Linked DNA regions of Homo sapiens: region 1 is linked to region 2. Evidence: read pairs that join two places in POLR2A ChIA-PET (ENCODE). Cell type or tissue: MCF 10A. All regions are shown on one strand.

Region 1 (5,000 bases), 300 kb before region 2:
AATATGCATTGCCACCTAGTTTCCTCCAGTTTGTTATTTATCTTTGTTTCTTCTTCCAGTATTTTCTTTTATGTAGAATTTTGTGGGGTAAAATTCATCTTTACTTCATTCTGGCATCTGAATTTTGTGTTACACACAGACATACTTTCTCCATGATAAAATTATAACATTTCCCCCCAAGTTTTCTACTAGAACCTTTATGGCCACATATTTTCTGGTTTAATCTTTGATTAATCTGAACTACTTTTAGGTATAGGGAGTGATTTGGGAATTAAACATTATTTATTTTCCCAGACGATTACTTAGTTTTCCCAATGCCATTTTACTCATTTTGCAGTTCTTTAAAAATTTTTTGCATGTATGTTTTTTCTGAATTCTGCTTCTAGAGTCTGAGTGGGCATAGTTGGTAGGTAGTATGAATATCCCGGGCACACAAGTAATGAATGGCTGCCATTGAAGAGTCTAGAAATGAGTCTCATGGGCAGGGGCAGGGGAGGAGTCTATTTTCACTTCGTAACCCCTTTCATGGACGTTTACAGCCTTGAGAAGAATGGGTTGGCTTTAGATTTAACACCCTTGGGGCTAAACCTTGGCAGCAAAGGAAAACCTAGTTAGAATTGATAGTAAATAAGGTATAACGAGCCCATGTTAAATATATACTTTGCTATCATGTGGGAAGACCATTTGGTTTATAATGGCCTTTTTTTCCTACCATAAATTATTTCCCAATATTTCTAAAGGAATTTTTTTTTCACAAAAATATCTCAGAGAGGTGATTTTTATCTCTGGAGGCACTCATTCTGAACTGTTTCCTTTTTGTTTTTCTCCATAGAGTGATTTACTAGTTGCATTTTTTCCATAGTCGTCTCTGTTATACTGAAATCCTTTGTCCTATGTCACAGTCACAAATCATTTATCTTGGTTATTTTGGGGAAAAAGATACTTTCCAATAAGACACTATCATTCCACTGGACACTCCCCACATTGCCCTTGTCTCTCCCCGAGCCTATGTCTTCTTGAGACTCTTGGATCATCAATCAATTTCTGACTGGCCAGGTTATTGAGGCAAACCTTCTCCTGGTATTTTTGGTTGGGTTGAGCAGGCATTTGGCACTGTGTGGACACAGTAAAAGCATCTCTCAACAGATAATAATCAGATCTTCAGGAAGAATGCCTTGCTCTTAAGTCTTTAGATGAAAATATGTGTGACAAGGGAACCATCTGAGATAAATATTTGTTAGGAACTCTCACTTGGGAAGAGTGCATACTCTTGAAGTCAGTGGTTGTAAAAATGAATGAGTAGGAAAAGCACCCGGGGAACTTGTTAACCAGGCAGAGTGCTGGACTCCACCCTTGGGGTTTATGCAGTCTTAAGTCTTGGATAATTCCTAGGCATTTTTATGTGAACAAACTCCTCAGATGATTTTGATGTAAATTGTCCACAGAGGATACTTTGAGGTTCTCAATGAAAAGACTTTTATTTGGCAGTGCCCGTTTTCAGCAGAAGTAGAGTGAAGACCAGATTGGACTTTGGAGTTGCTCCTTTGTGCTCTGTGCATGCTCTCTTCTTGGTCTGGGGTCTCCTTTTGCCCTCAGTTGTACATCCTCACCCCAAATACCTTAGGCCACTACTTGGCAGTTTGTCTTTGGGCCTCTGATGCTTGCCATGGCCCTTCTCCTGATGAATGTGGACTGCCTTGTTTTTCAACACCTGAGAGCCCAGATAAGAATCTGAATGGTTAATTCTAGTGAACGCATCATTTCATATGTAATCAGTATTCTTTGAGTCCCCAACATGTGTTAAAATAATTATCCTTCATGTCTGTTTGCTAGGTGCTGGGGATAAGAAGATGAAGCATATAGCTTCTACCTTAAAGGTAGTCATGGTCTGGAGCTGGGATTTGCAAACTTTAAAATAAAGGCTAAAATTATAAAGCTTTGTGAGCTATATGGTTCTCTGTTATAACTACTAAACTCTACCACACAAGTGTGAAAGCAACCATAAAAATATGTAGACAAATGAGTATGGCTGTGTTCCAGTAAAATTTTATTTACAAAAATGGGTGGTGGATCGCTAGGGTGTGGGTAAGCAATCAGTTACATACATTGTGATAAAGTTGGAATAAAGGCCAGGACCAAGGGTAGCTATTGTGCATCTTCTCAAGAGCCAGCTCTGATCAGTTGGTAGTGACTGCTTAGAGCACTGGGTTCATTCATTCATTTGCTCAACAATACTTCCTTATTTAATGTGCCTATGTTTTAGATTTTGTGGCAAAAATTACAATTATTTATTAGCTTTGTTTTCCGTGCATAGAGAGTTACAGCATTAGGACTGTGTATTTGCCATCCATGAGCTATGTCTTAAAAATACAAAAACGAATAAAGAATATTCTACCTGTAAGGCTCATACATGCATGGAGTCCACAGTTTTGCAGTAACCTGTTAAAGTTGGCACTATGATGCCTTTTAAACAGATGTTAAAGGGATGTTAAGAAACACGGTAGCGATCACTCAGCTAGTGAGCTATAGAACAGTGATTTCAGCCCATGTCTCTTGCTTATAAATCCAAGACCTTTACACTGCACCCAAGCTGCTTTTAATAATAATGATTTATGGTACAGAGTTGTGGTTTGAACTGTAGTGTAAACCAGAGGTCAATGACCTTTAAAAAGTGGCTTGCCAAAATTCCAGTCTTTTTCCTTTTGACATGCCTGGACAAGGTCAGAATTGGAGCAGATCACGACAAGCTTGTCCCTAAAGGGTGTGGGAAACAGGGTTGTTGAGCTTATGCCGTGTGTGTGCATGTGTGTGTATGTTTGTGGGTGGGTGTGTAACCCTACTGAAGCCAGGACTCACATAGGCCAGTCTCAGAGCTATGTTGCAATCAAAGGACTTAGTTAAAAACCCCAAAACGTCAATTCAAAACAACTCAAGTTCTTTATTAGAATTGCTCCAACATTTTAAAAAAACATTAAACCCAATTTTATTTTGGAAAACTGTGCATATTTAATATATACAACTTGATGAGTTTGGGGATAAGTATACACCTGTGTAACCATCACCATCATTAAGGCCATAAACATATCCCTTCCCTCCTCAAGTTTCCTCTTGCCCTTTCCTCCTTCTCTTTCATCTTTGTCATCTCCTCTTTCTTCTTTTTCTTTATATCCTTTTTCTTCCCCTCCTGCTCTTTTCTCTCTTCTTTAAATTTTTTGGGATAAGAGTACTTAACATAAGATCTATCCTCTTAGCAAATTTTAAGCATGTAGTACCATATTGGTAGCTATAGCCACTATCCTGTACAGTAGATCTCCAGAACTTATTTATCTGACATAACTGAAACCGTGTGCACTTTTACCATCACCTTCCCATCTTCCCCTCCCCTCGGCCCCTCATAACCACTATTCTCTCTCTGCTTCTGTGAATTTGACTGTTTTAGATTCCACATATAAATAAGATCGTACAGTATTTATGTTTCTGTGTCTGGCCTGTTTCACTTAGCGTAATGTCCTCCAGGTTCATCCATGTTGCTACAGATGGCACCTGAATAATATTCCATTGTACGTATGTGCCACATTTTCTTTATCCTTTCATGTACCGGTGGACGTTTAGGATGTTTCCGTATCTTGACTATTATGAATAATGTTGCAATGAACATGGGAGTGCAGGTATCTTCTTGAGATGCTGTTTGCCTCTCCTTTGGATATATACCCATAAGTGGGATTGCTGGATCATATGGAAGTTCCACTTTTACTTTTTTGAGGAGCCTCCATACTGTTTTCCATAATGGCTGTACTAACTTACATTCCCATCAACAGTGCACCAGGGTTCCCTTTTCTTCACATCCTCACTATTTGTTATATTTCTTATTTTGTAAATAATAGTCATGCTAAAAATGTGAGGTAATATCTCACTGTGCTTTTGATTTGCAGTTCCCTGATGATGGTGAATGTCGAGTATCTTTTCATAGAACTATTGGCCGTTAGTATGTCTTCTTTGAAAATATGTCCATTCAGATCCTTTGCCCATTTTTAAATTGGGTTATTTGCTTTTTGGCTATTGTTTGAGTTCCTTATATATTTTGGATTATTAATCCTTTATCAGATATATGGTTTGCAAATATTTTCTTCCATTCTGTAGGTTGCCTTTTCATTTTGCTGATTGTTTCCTTGGCTGTCCAGAGGCTTTTAGCTTGATATAATCCCACTGTTTATTTTTATTTTTATTTTTATTTTTGCCTGTGCTTTTGGTGTCATATCCAAAAGATCATTGCCAGGACCAGTGTCAAAGACTTTTCCCCTATGCTTTCTTCTAGGAGTTTTATAGTTTCAAGTCTTAACATTTAAAATTTTGACCCATTTAAAGTTAAATTTTTTTTGTATGGTATAAGCTAAGGGTCCAATTTCATTCTTTTGCATGTAGACATCCAGTTTTTCCAGCACCATTTATTGGAGAGTCTGTTTCCCAAACATTAGGAAGGGGATACGTCTGCCACAAAAGCTCTTTTAAAAAATACCCTCTTCTCTAATCATCTAATTCCTTCATTCCTTGTGGCTTCTCCTTTTCTAGAATTTTATAAAATTCCCAGAACATGACATCTTCATTCTAGCCTTTGTTCATCTATCCCTGCTGCCTTATGTCATGAAGTCTAAGGAACTAGTCTGATTTTAGCAGAATTTGTCCCAAAGAGCTGGAGAGAGGAAGAAACCTAGTGAACAAAGCTAGAAACATTTTGGGGACAAAGAGGAATAGAAAAACCTGGAAATAGTAGATGCATAGTTATACCTACAGCTCTATCTGTATCTATTTCTATACTTTCTATCATCTATATTGATCTTTATCTCTCTACTGAGGAGGACACAGCTGAGAATCAAGGAAAACAGAGCTGGAGCCCTGATGGTACCACACCCAAATCCTGCATCACTTCCGAATTTCACCTTGCCTGAGCCAGTGACATTCCTTATTGTTTAAGCCAGTTTGAGTCAGATGTGTATCACTTG
Region 2 (5,000 bases):
AAGGCAGTGAGATGTGAGTTGGGCCTGAGTGCCCGTTATTGAAGGAGCGGCAGGTGCTTCCACATGGCCAGGGCGGGGTGGGTGAGCCCGGGTTCAGGGAATGGAGGCCAAAGGGGTGGGCAGAGGCCTGATTACATAAAGCACTGTGGAGCACAAGGAGATAGATGCTGAGATTTTAGCCCTCAGGAAGCCCTTGGGAAGTTTTCAGCAGAAAAGAGATGCTTTCTGATTTATGTTTAGAAAAGAAGACTTTGTCTGCAGGGGAGAACAGGGATACGCCAGAGTGGCAGTAGGGAGCTCTTAGGAGATGGCTTTGGGAGGTATGGGGGCAGTGAGGTGAAGACCAGTGGCTGTGTACTAGGGGAAGAATGTATAGGATTTTCTAATGGATTGGCTATGCAGAGAAAGGAGGGAGGTGGATGAGTACGAGGTTGACTCAGGTTTTTGGCACAAGCAGGTGGGTGGTGCCAGTCGTAGAGGTGGAGAAAACTAAACCATAATACCTCTCTGCTTAAGCCCTTGCTGGTCTCACACCACCTGCAGACTCCTCTAATTGGCTTACAAGCTCCCACCTGTCCACCGTGACTGAGTCCTGCCTTCCTTTCAGACTCTTCTCCAGCCCCTCGGTTCTCTTCCCTGTGTCTCCAGCTACACCCGTTTCCCCACACACCATGCTGCTTCTTACCTCTGTGCCTGTGCATGCTTCTCAGCCCCCTCATCCTGCATGCCTCAGCTCAGATGCTACTTCCTCCAGGAAACAGTTTCTGATTTTCCAAGTTCAAATAAGCCTTCTCCTCCAATTATGCTTCTCTGATGGGCTGGGTTCTCCTTGAGGGCAGGTACCGTATGTCACTCAATTTTGCATCCCCTGGGCCTAGCACAGTGCCTGGCACATAATAGGCAGTGCAAATAGTGTTTGATAAGTGAATGAACAAATGCATGCTGGTATGTGCACAGTACTGGGTAGTTTCTGGGGTTAAATATTAAATCTGAGTATGTTTTTCAAAAGTATTTAGATGTGCAAAAGGTGAAAGGAAGAGTTAACTAGACACTGTAAGGTGTGCATGTGGTGCTTCTGAATCCTGATCTTTTGCATGCTGAGACCACATCTGGAACCACCAGGGACACTAAATTGCCTCTGTAAAGGCTTTGCTGGAACTAGTGTGAGGGATGCAGGGACGAGGATCTTAGGTATACAAATGAGAGGAGTAAGTGCAGGCAAAGGGTGGATCTGCCCTCCTTTTTGTGTTTCCTTGATAATGTTCAGCCCCAAGGGTCATTCCTCAGTCATCTCCTGGTCTCCCTGTCCCTTTAATTCCGCTTATAGTCCAGACCATGCTCCAAGGTACGTGATTAATGCCCCTTCCACCAACCCCTCTCTGTCGCCTTTAAATGCGGCCACACTACCACTCACCTAACCCTGACAGAAAAAAATACAGTCCTGTCACAGTCTTGTGGCAAGCTAGATCTTCCAGCATTAAATCACCATTAAGGGCCTCTGTGAGTTTGATAGCAGCTTTAGCTGTTGGTTGTTTTTTTTCTCTCCCTTTTTATCCCATTTCAAACTCAGCTAAAGCTTTTCTGCTATCAGCAGTGGGGCTGCTGCAAAGACAAACCATCCACACCCTCTCCTCCACAGGCACACCCACACTCCATAATTAATCTGAGTGGAGAAGTGTGGAGGACTTCCAGGCAAAGCCTTTTCCAGGCAGAGATGCCCTGGGTAGTTGAATATTGGCAGGGGTAGAGAGGGTGATGTGCCTGATCATTAACCCAGTCAGCATCTGCATAGCCATTTGTGAAATGCTTTCACATCAGGTAACTCATTGGATGCTAACAGGAATCTTGTTAAAATAAATATTTATTATGCCCATTTTAAAGATAAAGAAACCAAGGTCCAGAGGCCTGGACTACTTAAGAGAGACCCCAGGTTGGAACACAGGGCCTCTGACTAGGAGACTGGAGATCCTGAGGAACTTTTCATATTGAGAGGGGTTTTTTTCTTTCTCGAGTCTTCTGCACATGTGGCAGGTTCTGAAGTTAGACACACTTGGTTCAAACCTTAGCTCTGCCATTTACTAGGTAGGTGACCCTGAGGAAGTTACTTATTTATCCCTTTACCGGTTTTCTAGTGCCACAATAATATTGCTTAACAAACAACTTCAGCACCTCAGTGGCATACAGCAATAAACATTTATTTTTGCTCAAGAGTCTAGGGGTTGGCTGGGTGGTTCTGCTGAACCTGGCTGGGCTCCCTTATACTTCTGTGGTCAGCTGGTGAGTCAGCTGGGGGCTGGCTGGTTGAAGATGATCCCAGCTAGTATGACTCATCTCTGCTCCGTGAGCCTCCACAATATAGCAGGCTTGCCCAGGCTTTTTACATGCAGCAGCAAAGTTTTAAGAGAGGCAAGAGAAGCATGCAAGCCCTCTCAAGATATAGACTCAGAACTAGCACTGTTCTCAGAGCTCAGAACTGTTGCTTCTATGAAACTGTTTTGTCCAAAGCAATTATGAAACCAGCCTTGATCCAAGAAATGGGAAAATAGGCTCAATCCCTTGATAAGAGGAGCCACAAAGTCACCAAAGAATGTGCCTATGGGGGCTTTTAAATGGGACCATCACTATAACTGATCTCCTAAAAGCCCTGAGCTCTTTTGTTAGCTTGATTTTTAGAAATAGGCGTTAAAATACTACCAGTCATATGGGGACATTGTAGGAATAAAATGAGCAATATATATAAAGTGCTTAGCTTAGTGCCTGGTGCATAGCACATATAACAGTACTCAGGGTGGTAGCTCTTCGATTTGTTATTTTGGACTGCCATTCTAGAATAAGGATCCTCTTTCCTGCCCCAATTATGTGGGACTTTTTTCAGTCTCCTCTTACTTATTTGAAACACTTTTGCCTAGAGGGTAATGCCAGTACATCAAGTTCTTCCCACAATACTCTGCTGTAGATTGAAATTTTCTATGAAATTTACTTGGATGCAATTTCAGGGACTTTAGTTACTAAATGCTATCATGCACTTTATTCTAAAAAGGTGTCACATGTAAGGTGGCCAGCAGGCATGGGCAGTGTGGAGGGAAGCTCTGGCATCTTCTGGATGACATTCCTGTGCTAGTCTTCATGACAGTCAGCTGCCAGAACAATCTGTCCATATGTCTCTTAAGTTCAAACATACCTAGATTTGACCTGTCCATGTTTCCATGGAAGTCACATTGTTGCCCCTCTTAAATGTCTGTGAAGCTGGTTTACTGTCTGAACTCTGACCAGGATAGGAACGTGGTGCTTTGCACTTAGGCACTTCCTTAATATACTTACTCTGGTGAAAGTATTAGCTAATTCTGCTTCCAATTTGGGATTTGAAAATAAAAATAAATAGCAGTTGAGAAATAGCCTTTTGTCCTTCCTCCTTCCAATATAGAACATCTACCATACATGAAATGAATCTTAGAAGACTGAAGGAAATAAGAGCTGAGCCCTGCCCTCAGGGGATCTGTTGTAGGGTAGGTATGAAACTATGACATGATGGCAAATGTGATCAGAAAATGAAGGGTGGGGCATATGAGATTTAGGGAGAACTTAGAGGGGAAAGACTGGGCTTCTATGGGGGTGATTAAGAGAGACTTTGAGCTGTCCCGATGAATAAATAAGAAGGTCCCAATAACTTTTTTCTTATATGAAATTATAAAAGTTTTTATTTAAGAAATTAAGAAAATATAAATAAAAGAAGAAAGTGAGGGTCATATTTTACGGCAGATGGTGTTGGTTGATTATCTAATATCTTTTTTCTCCTTCTTAGAAACTCAGCCTTAATTACATTCAGTGCAACAATGTGCTGCTAAAAGACTACATTACCCAGAACCCTTTGCAGCCAGTTATCAATACATTGGCTGTGTAACTAAATTCTGAGCAATTTAAGTTAAAACATTGTGTGGGACTTCCAGGAAGACTCCGTAAGGGAGATGACTTCACTAGGAAGTTTGGCCCTTTTGCCCTTCTCTAGTTTTCCTTCTTGATGGGACATGAAGGTGATGGCTAAATCTCTAGCAGCCATAGTGGACCAGGAAGTGATTTTGATGATGCCTATATGTATTTAGTCAGAATGGACCAGGTTATGCTATAATAACAAACAGTCCCCTAACCTCAATGATATTCTATTTCTACCTCACCTAAATATCCAATAGACTTCAACAAAGAACCTGTGCTAACTAGAGTCACTCCATCACCCAGGCTGATGGCAGCTTTCTCTCAACATGTGCTTTCAAAATCACAATAGTAGGTGGAAGGATGTATAATGGATTGTGCACTGACTCTTAAAGCTTCTGCTTAGAAGTGATTCATGTTACTTCCCTTTATAGTTCACTTTTCCAAAGCAAGTCACATGACACACCAACATTCAAAGGGGAAGGAAGTGAAGTCCTATCATGTTCCCAAAACGAGGGAAGAAAAAGAGTATTAGTGAACATAAATAATGACTTCCATACTATGTGCTATGATGAAGAGCAGGAAGTTAGAATGCACTTGAATTTCTAATGACTTTGTGACTTGCCATCCCAGACTTCTTCTACTTGAGAGAATAAACCCTCCTGTGTTGAAACCATTGTAATTTGGGGTTTTCCATCTCATGGAGCCAAATCCAACTGTAATGAATTTATTTTTCCCCCATCCTTCTGTCATAACCACAAATATTATTTTGATGAATGTACTGGAAAAGAATGTGTATGAGTCTTGGAGTGCCTGCCCTGCTTTCAGCCCCATTTCAGAGAAGCAGCCTCAGCACTTCCTGACCTCTACAATTCCATGTTCTGTCATGCAATCATGCCACCCTGCACACAACTGATTGGATCAAGGCCAAAAGCACCAGTGTATGGGCTGAGTAGCCCACTGGCCATGAAGTAGCCTGGCCTGAGAGGTTTGTCCAGTGCAGGGGCTCTGTATGAGGTGATGACTAAGTGAGTGAATCAGACCCTCTTACTCATATGTGGAATTTGAGACAC

The links. ChIA-PET counts read pairs that join two places held together with the same protein. Peaks named below come from ENCODE experiments on the same cell type or tissue, not always from the same donor. Only the 100,000 strongest peaks of a DNase experiment are listed, where the experiment ranks them.
Region 1: POLR2A ChIA-PET joins it to region 2 with 7 read pairs; 1 of 35 experiments calls an interaction of 5 or more read pairs at or near these places.

Annotation. Positions count from the first base shown.
Region 1 is chr5:158,081,803-158,086,802 of GRCh38, forward strand. No RefSeq gene overlaps it. Among named protein-coding and RNA genes, the nearest start is that of CLINT1, 230 kb to the left of the region's middle. In MCF 10A, no CTCF peak of the experiment used is centred here; a DNase peak (open chromatin) is centred at 2,759.
Region 2 is chr5:158,380,366-158,385,365 of GRCh38, forward strand. All of the region lies in intron 1 of LINC02227 (long intergenic non-protein coding RNA 2227), which reads right to left. Among named protein-coding and RNA genes, the nearest start is that of LINC02227, 27 kb to the right of the region's middle. In MCF 10A, no CTCF peak of the experiment used is centred here; DNase peaks (open chromatin) are centred at 466, 2,286 and 4,846.